Linked DNA regions of Homo sapiens: all the other regions are linked to region 3. A link is a contact called in ENCODE Hi-C or POLR2A ChIA-PET data. All regions are on one chromosome and are shown on one strand. Each heading gives the region's core, a stretch centred on a gene start or an enhancer-like site at or near the end of the contact. The rest is flanking DNA. Distances are from core to core; before and after follow the strand shown.

The links. A loop is a pair of places that touch in the nucleus more often than their neighbours do. ChIA-PET counts read pairs that join two places held with the same protein, here RNA polymerase II (POLR2A). Pooled maps may share reads with other maps.
Region 1: a loop to region 3 is called in a map of ascending aorta, with 6 times the contacts of the local background. The contact joins the promoter of SHPK here to the promoter of BACC1 in region 3. A Hi-C loop is called at or near these places in 1 of 168 maps with a recorded cell type or tissue (ascending aorta) and 9 of 50 pooled maps. POLR2A ChIA-PET finds 5 or more read pairs at or near these places in 1 of 52 experiments (BJ).
Region 2: a map of ascending aorta shows a loop between it and region 3 (6-fold over the local background). The contact joins the promoter of NCBP3 here to the promoter of BACC1 in region 3. A Hi-C loop is called at or near these places in 1 of 168 maps with a recorded cell type or tissue (ascending aorta) and 8 of 50 pooled maps. POLR2A ChIA-PET finds 5 or more read pairs at or near these places in 1 of 52 experiments (Panc1).
Region 4: a loop to region 3 is called in a map with no recorded cell type, with 21 times the contacts of the local background. The contact joins the promoter of MNT here to the promoter of BACC1 in region 3. A Hi-C loop is called at or near these places in 4 of 37 single-sample maps with no recorded cell type and 13 of 50 pooled maps.

What each region holds. Positions count from the first base shown.
Region 1 is chr17:3,634,656-3,637,622 of GRCh38, forward strand. SHPK (sedoheptulokinase) reads right to left here and starts at 1,595. Exons shown (of 7, transcript NM_013276.4): 1 at 1,397-1,595. The coding sequence starts at 1,564. CTNS (cystinosin, lysosomal cystine transporter) reads left to right here and starts at 2,105. Exons shown (of 12, transcript NM_004937.3): 1 at 2,105-2,176; 2 at 2,452-2,661. RefSeq lists enhancers at 1-12, 1,851-2,100 and silencers at 1,311-1,370, 2,381-2,470.
Region 2 is chr17:3,844,911-3,847,902 of GRCh38, forward strand. It overlaps NCBP3 (nuclear cap binding subunit 3), which reads right to left and starts at 1,336. Exons shown (of 13, transcript NM_001114118.3): 1 at 1,131-1,336. The coding sequence starts at 1,313. RefSeq lists silencers at 1,035-1,324, 1,505-1,624.
Region 3 is chr17:7,013,343-7,016,322 of GRCh38, forward strand. It overlaps BACC1 (BPTF associated chromatin complex component 1), which reads left to right and starts at 1,440. Exons shown (of 6, transcript NM_174893.4): 1 at 1,440-1,536; 2 at 1,720-1,814; 3 at 2,432-2,533. The coding sequence starts at 1,516. RNASEK (ribonuclease K) reads left to right here. Exons shown (of 3, transcript NM_001004333.5): 2 at 324-400; 3 at 803-1,190. The coding sequence ends at 944. It overlaps RNASEK-C17orf49 (RNASEK-C17orf49 readthrough), which reads left to right. Exons shown (of 8, transcript NR_037717.1): 2 at 324-400; 3 at 803-1,536; 4 at 1,720-1,814; 5 at 2,432-2,533. MIR497HG (mir-497-195 cluster host gene) reads right to left here. Exons shown (of 3, transcript NR_038310.1): 3 at 2,476-2,672. RefSeq lists enhancers at 902-1,402, 1,153-1,282, 1,753-2,253, 2,666-2,980 and a silencer at 1,373-1,822.
Region 4 is chr17:2,399,730-2,402,849 of GRCh38, forward strand. MNT (MAX network transcriptional repressor) reads right to left here and starts at 1,331. Exons shown (of 6, transcript NM_020310.3): 1 at 911-1,331. The coding sequence starts at 983. RefSeq lists enhancers at 1-15, 16-586, 1,877-1,926, 2,298-2,868, 2,869-3,120 and silencers at 1-296, 817-876, 1,027-1,106, 1,297-1,606, 2,257-2,576.

The sequences.
Region 1 (2,967 bases), core at 345-2,844, 3.4 Mb before region 3:
TCCTGCTCACCCCACCAGGGTCAGAGCCAACTTTGCCTCCAATTCATAGTCCTTTAAGTAAGAATCCTTTTAATATGCCCTAATGTCCCAACCAAACTAATCTTGAAAGCTTCTATGTAGATACAAAGTGCTCCTGAAATCCCTATCCTCAGAAATGCTTCTGAGCCAAATGGGCTCTGAACCCTAAACAACCGTGTCCATGTATGTGGCAAGAGCTTGTGAAAAACAAAGCTGGGCCAGGCGCAGTGACTCACAACTGTAATCCTAGCACTTTGGGAGGCTGAAGTGGGCAGATCACTTGAGGTCAGGAGTTCAAGACCAGTCTGGCGAACATGGCGAAACCCTGTCTCTACTAAAAATACAAAAAGTAGCCGGGCGCGGTGGCTCACACCTGTAGTCCCAGCTACTCGGGAGGCTGAAGCAGGAGAATCACTTGAATCCAGTTGGCGGAGGTTGCAGTGAGCCCAGATCACGCCACTGTACTCCAGCCTGGGCAACAGAGCGAGACTTGGTAAGAAAGAGAAAGAAAGGAAAGAATGAAGGAAGGAAGGAAGGAAGGAAGGAAGGAAGGAAGGAAGGAAGGAAGGAAGGGAAGGAAGGGAAGGAGTCTCGCTCTGTCACCCAGGCTGGAGTGCAACGGAGCGATCTCGACTCACTGCAAGCTCCGCCTCCCGGGTTCGCGCCATTCTCCTGCCTCAGCCTCCCGAGTAGCTGGGACTACAGGCGCCCGCCACCACGCCCCGCTAATTTTTTGTATTTTTAGTACAGACGGGGTTTCACCGTGTTAGCCAGGATGGTCTCGATCTCCTGACCTCGTGATCCGCCCGCCTCGGCCTCCCAAAGCGCTGGGATTACAGGCGTGAGCCACCGCGCCCGGCTGACCAAAGGTTTCTTGGTCCGCATTCTGCTTCTGTGGAATGAGCCAGGAGCCAGTTAGGCCTGATTTGACATCTGATTTCCGGAGGAAAACCCAGACTCTGCCCTGGGCAACAAACTGAATCCTGAACTTGAGGTCACAGGGCAGGTGTGAGGAGCGGAGAGCAGCAAGAGTGAAAGGGAGGCCTGTGGTCATTCCATACACACAAGAGATCAGTTCCTCCAAGGTCAGGGGACAGAGAGCACAGGGATCCAGCGCCAAGCGCAAGGCCCCCAGAAGAAGCCAGAGAGTCGGGGAGGGGGCGGGGGGGAATCGGTCCCAGCAGGTGGGAAGGATTCTGGGACCAGACCTAAGGGATCATGAGCACAGCTGCTGCAGGCAGACGGGCCCCTGGAGAAGCTGGGGACAAGCTGGAATAGAGACTTCATTGCGGGAAGGGCTGTCAGGGAGGCCTCCTGGGGTGGAAAAGGGTGGTCAGGAGGCTCCTGGAGGCGGCGCGGCCCCGGGGGTCCAACTCACCTGGGGCCCGGCCACCGCGCTCTCGACCGCCGCCTCTGCCCGCGCAGCACGGGCACAGCTCGCCAGCACTGCGAACCCGGATGGGTCGTCGGGCGCGGCCCTCAGCAGAGCTGCCTTCACAGATGTGGTGCCCAGGTCAATGCCGAGGGTGATCGGCCGCGCAGCCATTATCTCCCTGACCCGCGCAGCTCCAGTCTGCAGCCAGCGGCCCCACAAGTCCGCGCTCTTCGCCCAGGGGGGCGGGGCAGGGGCGGGGAGTCGCCTGCCAATCTTTCAGCCACACCCAACATGGAGGCTTCTCGTCTTCCCACTGGCCGGGGAAGGCGAGCTTCCACGCAACCTCTCGGCGGGCCCCGGCTATAGGCGGAGAGGCGGCGGAAGGCGGGACCTAAAGGGGGCCCCGCCCCACGGGCTCTGATTTCCGCCCAATGGAGGGCGGTCTGAGCTTCGCTCACGAAAGGAGCCGGGAGGCGCTGGCGGCTCCAAGAGTCTCTGTGTCCCTGGCAGCGGACCTCATCTTCCCTCACGCCGGAGCCCCGATCTCTGCGCCCCGGCCCGACCCAGCTGCGCTCTGTCCGTCTAAGACGCGCGGAAACTACAACTCCCAGAGCTCATCTCGCCGAGATCCGGCCCCACGAGTCAGGTGGCGGAGGTCAGGTGACAGCGGACCCGCCTCTCCCAAAGTCTAGCCGGGCAGGGGAACGCGGTGCATTCCTGACCGGCACCTGGCGAGGCTCATGCGTCCCGTGAGGGCGGTTCCTCGAGCCTGGGGGCGCTCAGGTGAGAGCGGACGCGGCCTCCCCTGTTTCCCAGGCGGACCCCTTGAGGCACAGCAGGTCAGCGGGGCAGCCTGCCGGGGGTCCAGCGCCCTCAGCCGCGGCGGGCTCCTTTCCCCGCCACCAGTGCTGGCCTCGCGACACGGGACAACCCCCGGGTGGAAGGGCCCGAGCGGTGGTCAGCCGAGGCAGGGGCAGCGGGCTGCCGGGGTGGGTGCCGTTCCCAGCCCCTTACCTTCTGCTCAGTTGCCGCCTGGGTCTCGGTTGGGGAATTTGCAGATTGCTTTGGAGACGCTGAGAGAACCTTTGCGAGAGCGCCGGTTGACGTGCGGAGTGCGGGGCTCCGGGGGACTGAGCAGCACGAGACCCCATCCTCCCCTCCGGGTTTTCACACTGGGCGAAGGGAGGACTCCTGAGCTCTGCCTCTTCCAGTAACATTGAGGATTACTGTGTTTTGTGAGAGCTCGCTAGGCGCCCTAAGCAACAGAGGTAACCACTTTATATCCTTGTTTCTCAACCTCGTTATTCCTACCTACCCCCTTCCCATAAAATTTAATACCACTAGTACGCTGTGTATTTGTTTCTGTGGCCACAAACCATTGTAATAGCTAGATTTCTTCACTACCACCCCAAGCCAATTTTTTTTTTTTTTTTGAGATGGAGTCTGCAGCCTCTGTCACCCAGGCTGGAGTGCAGTGGCGCGATCTCGGCTCACTGCAACCTCCGCCTCCGGGGTTCAAGCGATTCTCCTACCTCAGCCTTCCGAGTAGCTGGGACTACAGGCCTGAGCCACCA
Region 2 (2,992 bases), core at 86-2,585, 3.2 Mb before region 3:
GCAACAAGAGCGAACTCCGTCTCAAAACAAAACAAAACAAAAACCATGTTGAACTGAATGACTAAAGGGATGATAACACCTGCTTCACAACTGCAGTAATATTTATTTATTTTGGTTTTGTTTTTGAGATGGGGAGAGGGGAAAGGGGGGACCTCAAAGGGGTCTTGCTATATTGCTGAGGCTGGTCTGGAACTTAGACTCCTGAATAGCTGGCACTAAAGGCGTGCACGGCCAGTATATTTAAGTGACACAATATAGTGAATGGTAAATGCTACTATATTAGCTGTTGTTAATCATAATTATAACGTTTGCCATCTCTAGCGATCATACTTTAACCTTTCTCCATAACTTCAGTCTAAATATGTTGACATGTGGTCAAAAGTAATTCATGTTAGGTGAGAAATTAAGAGGAGTCATCCAGGCCTGAAACCAGCTCTGAGAACTGGATATACAGCCACCAAGTCACAAGCAAAACACCTCTCACCATCCCCAGCGCGGTAAAGGAGGGACCAAGGATGTCTATTGGTCGTCTGCTAGTTTGCTTTCATTAAGAGTCAGATGCTGGGGCCACGGTGTAGGTGTCACTGGAGCTGCGGGGGGGGCAAGATGACCCCGAAGTCACGACAGAAACAGTGAGTTTCTGCTGCTGACAAGTGCAGCCCTCTCAAGACAAAGAGCGAGTGCCATGTTTCCCAGATACAAATTCCTCCGGGGCAAGACCCACAAGGAGACCTGGTTGCTGGCGCCACCCAACAGCTCCTTCTGGGCTGCCCCTGGTTCTGTTCCCGCCCAGGGCTCCCCCTTTATCTCATCCTTCCAGCCCCTCCTCACTCACCTCCTTGCACAGCGCGGCTCAGAGGGGGCAGCGGAGGGGGGTCCTCAACTCCCTCCCAGCTCTCCGCCACCACCCCCCAGCCCCCTCAACACCCATTTCCGGCGCCCCGGCGTCCTTTCTCCCGCTCCGCGTCCCTCCTCCAGCCCGGCGTTCCCGTTCCCAGGACGCTGGCTCCCTCCTCTCCCGCTCCCTTGACTTCCCCGGCTGGGGCTCCGGCCACCGCCCCTTCCGGCCCCCTCCGGCGCTAGACACTAGCCCCGCGACCTCTTCCTTACCCCCCGACCCCCGCCCGTACCGGGATCAGTTCCTTGAGCGAGCGCCGCACAGGCACGATTTCCAGCTCGCCCTCCTCCACCTCCATGGGCTCCGGCTCGCCACGGTCAACACCGGACTCCGCCTCAGGGGACGGGAGCCCCAGGGCCGGCCCCGCCGGGGCCTCCGCCTTCACCGACACCCGCAGGCCCCGTACGGCCGCCATCGCTGCCTGCCGGCCGCACCACTGAGAGCCCGCCCCTCACGGCCGCCGGCTAGAGCGCCGCTGCCACTGGCCACAGAGGAGCCGCCGCAGCTACCTAGAGCGTCGCCGGCTTCGGCCCAGAAGGCCGCCCTTAGCGCCGCCGCCCCCTGGTGGCGGGAGAAAACCGGGCCGGCTGCGCGGGCGGGACCTGGGGAGGAGAAGGCGGGACTGAGCGGGGACGGGGGCGGGGCCTGCGGGAACTACGGAGCTTGGAGGAGACCGGGGTAGTCAAGGGTTACAATGTAGCTACGCCTTGAGGCTAAAGCTGTACTAAAAGCCAACTTTCCTGAGTGATCACTATGGGCCAGACACTTCCAAGCGCTCGAACCCTTAGAACAACTCTATGAAGTAGATCCTATTTTGACCCCCATTTCATATATGAGGAAACTGAGGCATAGAAATTGACCCAAGGTGACGCCATTTAAGGGATAAAAGCTGGATCTAAGTCTTCCAGAGTTTACAATGAGCCTTGATATATCACCTCTGGACAATCTGTAGGTTTATAAAGTTACTTGCCTTGCCAGTCTTTGTCTCTTAAAAGTCTCCCCAAAATTGGCCCATGTTACATACACAAAAATTGAGACTCCAAGAGGGAGAGACCTGCCCAAAGGCCAGAACTTGGACGCCGATTTCCTGACTCCTGAGGGTGCCATCCACTGTAGACCTGTGAGCATAGTTTCCGGCGGATATTTCTAACGAGAGCCTGGTGGGGGAGAGGGGTTGTCTACGCGTCCCGAGGGTGTCACTGATCAGCTGCTGTTCTGAGTCCTGATTTTCTTTTTCTTTCTTTCTTTCTTTCTTTATTCCTTTCTTCCTTCCTTTCTTTCTTCTTTTCTTTCTTTCTCTTTTCCTTCCTTCCTCCCTCTCCTCTTTCTTTCTTTCTTTCTTTTTTTTTTTTTTTTTTGTAGAGACAGGGTTTCACCATGTTGACTAAGCTGGTCTCGAATTCCTAACCTCAAGCGATCCACCCGCCTCGGCCTCCCAAAGTCTTGGGATTACAGGCATGAGCCACCGCGCCCGGCCTGAGTCCTGATTTTGCATCTTCCTCCCTGGGTAACCTTGGACAGGTTTTTGGGTCTGTTTTCCCATCTGAGGAGGGCATAGGTGAGACCCTACAGTCTCTGAGGCCCTGAGGCCCTACCAGCTCTGACCATGGAGGAGCAAATAATGATAAACCAAGGAAGAGCATGGTCAGCATCAGACACACCTGGGTTTCGAGCTGGCTGGCCGGGCCCCATCCACCATGTGTGACCTTAGGCAAGCTGCTTAGCACTTTGGAGTCTCAGTTCCTTCATCAGTAAAATGGACCATTACCTACCTACAAAGGAGGTTGTGAGGGTTAAATGTGATAATTTATATGTAGATACAGGGTCCAACAGAAGGGGTGCAGTACATCACAGTTTTTCTTAAATTTGGGCTAAACCACAGGATAAACACAAGACAGAGCTCTTTAGAGGACTAGTTTTATTTGATGAATGGGACACAAAGTACTTTTAAAAATTGGGTTGAGGCCGGGCACGGTGGCTCATGCCTGTAATCCCAACACTTTGGGAGGCCAAGGCGGGCAGATCATGAGGTCAGGAGATCGAGATCATCCTGGCTAACATGGTGAAACCGTGTCTCTACTAAAAAAAAAAAAT
Region 3 (2,980 bases), core at 190-2,689:
AAGAAATGATATGAAGAAGTGCCGGTTCTCCCTCCCCTCTTCCGCACTGTCCCGTGATGATGACGCCTCCAGAGAGGACGATAATCTGGGTTCCTGGGAGAGATGGCTTGGTCACTATTCCCACCCTTGCCTCGACCACTTGTCTCAATGTCACCACCTCACGCCCTGTTCCAGGTGGCTGAGTCCGAATCCAGTAACCACCACCTCGTTTTGGTTAATCTCAGGCTCGGGTGTTGTAGCAACATTGGAAATGGGAGGGGTTTACGAAGTGAACATGAGGTCAGGTGCCTGAATTCAACAGTCTACCCATTCCCCTTTTCCAGATAATGCTCGGAATATTTTTCAATGTCCATTCCGCTGTGTTGATTGAGGACGTTCCCTTCACGGAGAAAGATTTTGAGTAAGTATTCGGGTGGGGGAGGCGGGCTGGGAGCAGGTGGGAGGTGGCGAGGCCTAGGGTCAGAATTACGTCTGGGAGGCCCGGTGCTTAGGGCCCCTAGGTTAGAGGACTTGGAGAGGAGAGCGGCTTTCTTGAGAATGTGGTTAGGAGCCAGGGAGTCAGACCTCAGCGGCCATCCCAAACCCACCACCTTAGGTGTGACCTCTTTAGGTATTTTACTTTTCTGTGCTTCTCAGTCCACCTCTGCAAAATGGCTATGACAGATCTCACCCCATAGGATGGTCAAGAAGATTGAATAAAGTAATACACGTAACAGCGCCTAAACAGGTGTCGGGCACATAGTGCTCAGAAAATGTTGGCTCCTATTAAAGTTTGACCCCTTTGCTTCATTCCCACCCCCAGGAATGGCCCCCAGAACATATACAACCTTTACGAGCAAGTCAGCTACAACTGTTTCATCGCTGCAGGCCTTTACCTCCTCCTCGGAGGCTTCTCTTTCTGCCAAGTTCGGCTCAATAAGCGCAAGGAATACATGGTGCGCTAGGGCCCCGGCGCGTTTCCCCGCTCCAGCCCCTCCTCTATTTAAAGACTCCCTGCACCGTGTCACCCAGGTCGCGTCCCACCCTTGCCGGCGCCCTCTGCGGGACTGGGTTTCCCGGGCGAGAGACTGAATCCCTTCTCCCATCTCTGGCATCCGGCCCCCGTGGAGAGGGCTGAGGCTGGGGGGCTGTTCCGTTTCTCCACCCTTCGCTGTGTCCCGTATCTCAATAAAGAGAATCTGCTCTCTTCAGCCCTGTGTCTGTGCTTGAGTGGGGGCGAGCACGGGGCTGAGACTAGAGGTCGGCCTCTGCCTGGAAAGTCCCGATGTCTGAGCGGAAGTGGAGCGAAGTGTGGCGCGGAAGTGAGGCGAAGGCTTTCCCCATCGACTGGGCGCGCCGAGCGGTCTAAGCGACTGCGTCTGATGGGGCGGGGAGCCGCCGGGTTGAGCCTATCCGCTGCGGGGAGGGCGGGACTTCCTGCGCGGGGGCCCGAGCCGCTCAGTCTCCCTGCTCTCCGTGGTCCCGGCTCGCGTGTAGCGGCGGCGGCGGCGTCTCCGTGAGGAGGCGCGCGGGGCCATGACGTCAGCGTCCACAAAGGTTCGACCTCCCTCGCGGACAGCGCTCCCTGGCGGCCACGGGAGGGCGGGCCCCCCACTTGGCTCGCGGCTCTTCCGCCCCGGGCGGGGGGCGGGCGGGAGCCGAGCCTGGGGTGGGGCTAGGGGCTCCGGGCGGGACGGGGAGGGCGGGCGCCGGCCCCCCGTGACGCTGCCCCGCCCCCAGGTCGGAGAGATCTTCTCGGCGGCCGGCGCCGCCTTCACGAAGCTCGGGGAGCTGACGATGCAGCTGCATCCCGTGGCCGACTCTTCTCCTGCGGGGTACGTGAGCCCGGACTGGGACGTGGACGCTGAGAGCGGGCGCTTGGACTCGGTCACAGACACGGACCCTCTCTAGCACAGGGACAGACATTAGTTTCCCTTTGTGCGTGGCACAGCACAGAGTCGGTGTTAATAAATGATCGTTGGGTGAGGGAATGAATGACAGATAAAAATACAGACAGGCCCATAGCCCAGACTCCTGTTTCACAGTTCTCCCTGCTGCGAACGGGTCGACCACAAACCACCGCCACTCCCAACCACCCCAGTTCATGGAATTCCCCCAGACGGCTGCAGGCTGTGTTGGTGGGTCTGTTTTGAAAAGCCCTTCCTGGCGAGTTGGTTTCAGTGTGCTGTGTACAGCAGCCGTTTAACGTTGATGGTGGAAAGGGGTGTCTAAGGTGGAGGTGGTTGTGATTTCTTGTGATTGGGGTCCTCCCGGTTCCCGCAGGGCCTCAAGAGCTTTCCGCCTCCCCTTACGGAGGACCTCTTTATGCATCCGTGGAAGGGGTCCCAGAAATCGGAAGGAGGCGGCTGGTTGGCTGTGGGATGCATAGCCTGTGGGCGGGCTCCACACCCCCCCTCCCATTTTTGCTATCCCCCCTCTCCCCTTCTGACAGTGCGAAGTGGACGGAGACGGAAATAGAGATGCTGAGGGCTGCTGTGAAGCGATTTGGGGACGATCTTAATCACATCAGCTGTGTCATCAAGGAACGGACAGTGTGAGGGAGGGTGGCTGCCAGAAAAGGGCGGGTGGGCAGCCTTCTTCCTCCTTACCCAAGGTTCCATCGTCCTCAGAACTCCTTTCCAGCTCAGCTGCTTCCCTACTTTGTCACTAGTTTTTTAGAATCCCCTTGAGGACTGAAAGAATAGAATTGTCACAGTTGGTCAGAAGTTCCTAAAATGCTGTGGTAATCCTTCCAAGAATGTGAATTTAGGTTGCCTGAGATGCTGTTATTGTATTTGATGATGGAAGTCCCCTGGTTATTTATATAAATGTTTGAGGACCCCACTGCAGTGTTTCCAGGGATATGGTGACCCTGAACTAGTTGATCAGTAAATCTCAATCCACCTGTAAATCACCAAGCTCTACCTGATGTCTCTCCCAGAAGAGAATTAGGAGATGGGCCTTTCCCACTACTCAGTTCAGGGACTCCACTCTCCACACT
Region 4 (3,120 bases), core at 81-2,580, 4.6 Mb before region 3:
ACGTGGTCGGGGGCGGAGCCCGTCCACGTCACCACCCGGTGTAACCAACGGGCTCGGAACGCAGGCACACGCAACATTCCAGGCGAGAGCGGGTTTGGAACGCGCAGACACGCCACATTCCACACTGGCTAAAGCGGGGCGCAGCGAGGGGGGCCCGGGGGCTGACCCCCAGCGACCCGCGGGCCATTTCGCAAACGCCCAATTAGCCCGGCTTTCACCCAAACCCCGGACGCGCAGCCCAGCCCAGCTCTGGGAGGCGGGGTCAGGCGGGGCTGGCCAGGATCATAAGACACGCGATGTCATTTCATTCTGCAAAGGCCGCCTCCGCCCCAAGCGGCGCGTAGATCTGCCGGGAGCGCCCCCCGCACCCTCCCCACGGGGCCAGGGAAGCCGAAGAGCTGCTCCGCGTAGAGTAGTCCCCACCCCCACTCCGTTACACACACGCCCACTCGTGTGCTATACACACGCCCGTGTACACGTCCGTTCATCTGCTCTTCCCGAGGCTCACATCACACATCCCCCGTGCACACACGCACGCACACGCGAGCCTGCCACCCCCACGCAACACCATTCCTCACCCCACCCCCCGGCTCACACATCCTCAGTGCCACCGAGGGCTCCGCTGGCCCACGCAAAAGCAGCCCACCACAGAAGGGGCACAGGGGTGCCACGCAGCCGGGGTGGCGCCCGCAGGAGCCAGGTCCCTCGCAGCATGTTAATGAATTCATTAATTAATTTCACTGCCCACATCACCCCTCCCCAGGCGGCGGCTCTCGCGGGGAGCCGTGCGCTGCCAGGCTCCGCAGGCCGCCCGGGAGGGGGCCCTGTCCGCGGTTTCGCGTGGGTTCGGGGACCGGGGTCACTCGCTTCCCCTTCCCCAGTGCCCCAGGGGCCCAGCCCGGCCGCTCACCACGTGCTCTCTGTTGTTGCTGCGCTTGCCATTCCAGGAAGCGGGCCGCCTCCAGTAGCGTCTCTATGCTCATCGCGCCGAGAGCTGCCGGGGGCGCGCCGGGGCCGAGGCTGCGGCCCGCGAGCCGGGCACAGGTCAGGCTGGCGGGCAGGCAGGAGGGAGGGATCACCTCCGGGGGGCGACAGGGCTGGGCGGCGCAGCGCACTCCGCAGGGAAGAACGGGGGAGCACGGGGAGAAAAATCAATGTCTCTCAAAATATTTGCAAAATATAAAATTGCAAATTTAAAAAAATGGGATGCAAAAAAAAAAAAAAGGCGGCACTGCCTCCCTTCTTCCCCTCCCTCTCTACCTCCCTTCCGATGCCTCCCGCCCCGCGGCCCCCGGGAGTCCCGCCGACAAGAAAGGGCTTTGCAACAAGATGGCGAGGAGGCACCGACACACACAACAAGGGAAGGAGCCGCGCTGCCCCCGGCCGCCGCCCCCGCTACTACACCGGGGCCACAGCCAAAGCCCGGACCGGAGCCCCCGCCCGCAGGGCCGCGGCGTCTCGCGAAGGGAGGGGCGGGTCCTGCGCTGCTGGCCCCGCCCCCCGGATCCGGCGCGCGCACACGTGGCCCGGGCAGGGAGGGAGAGGTCCGAGCGGGGTGTGCGCGCCGCGGTTCCGCTTTCCTGCTGGCCCCGCCCCGGCTGCAAGCCACAAGTTGGGCCGGGGCGGTGCGTTTGGGTCGTTCACGACGAAATCTGTCCTGCTGGAGGGAGGGTAGGGTGAACAATTCAAGATTTAACAGAGTTCCAACCAGGATATTCCGGGTCAGGGAAACCTTGGGAATGGCAGAGACTGGCCTGACCCTGGGTCTCCACGCTCCACCCACTCGCGACCTAAATCCCGCAATCGCCGGGCTGTCGCAATTCCCCCGGGATCCGCCCCTGGGCGGAGCTGCCGGCGACTGGAGACTGTCAAGAGAACCAGCGGAGGGAGCGGAGCGGCAGTCCGGCTCCGCGTTTTGTCTCCGTTCCTCCCCCCGCAGTGCGTTCGCATCCTATTAGGGGACGTCACCGGGCCGCGAGCCAATGGGCGGGCAGGACAACACGGCATGGAGCAGCTCCACATGGACACCCCGCGCCGCCAGCCTTCGGTTTAAAGGGCCAGTGTCTGCAGGTCACATTCGCGGGTGCGGATGGGGCCACTGGGCGAACCCAGGGTGGGATGCCGTAAGGGGAATCCCGCAGTCGTGCCCTGGCCTCTCCATTCCTTTTCACCACCTTCCATTTAAAACCAGGCCTTTATCTTTCCTTCCCCTGAACTCCAGTCTTTGTCCACGCGTATTCGATGTGGGTGGAGATACGGACTGTGCCACCCCATGGGCCACCCTTTCCTCTGGGGCCGGGGCCAGGGCGGGGAACACGAAGCGCCCGCAGCCCAGACCGGGGGGCGTGGCCCAAATCGGGAACAACAACGTGGAGGGCGGAAGCCCGGCCCTCCCCGCGCCTGGCGACCGGCGGTGGGCGGGGCGCGGGGGCGGGGTCCGCTGCGGCCGGCTGGAACCGCGCTCCCCAGAGGGAGGGACCCCCCGTCGCCCGCCCGCCCGCCCGCGTCTTCCGGGCTCGAGTGTTTAGGGGAGCTCGGGTGCAATCGGAGAGTTAGCTCTTTGAGGCCGGCTGCCCTTAAATCCTCTCACTTCACACATAAGGAAACTGAGGCCGTGACGGCCAAGGACTCGCCTAAGGTCGTTCCGTATTCCACCTGCTCCTCTCTCCCGAAGCGGGGGCACTCTTCCCTGACCCCAGGGACGACTCTGAAGCCAGTTCTGGAGGAGGGCCCCCAATTAGAAAAATGCCAGGGAGGAATAGCAACCCTGACCACTTAACACACTGTGATTGGGGCAACAAAAATCTTCACCTGAGACCCAACTCCGCTGTTCTGCTTCCTCGGTGGAAGCCACACGAACCCCACTGGTACAGCGGCAGCGATAGACCCCAGGCGGCTGAAAGCTTATTTGGAGCGTCCCGGAGCATGTCGATTGTGCTGTGCCAGTGCAGGGGGAGTACCCCTCAGTTCTGGCCCCAGGCTCCATTCTTTGCTAACCGGTCCAAGAAGTGGGGGGGCAGTCAGTGCCAGTGGGTTTAGAACTCCTCAGCCGCGGCTTCAACATCACACACAACCAGAAAGCAAACCTTCATGAGGCTGAGAGGCAGGCCGCCCTGCCAA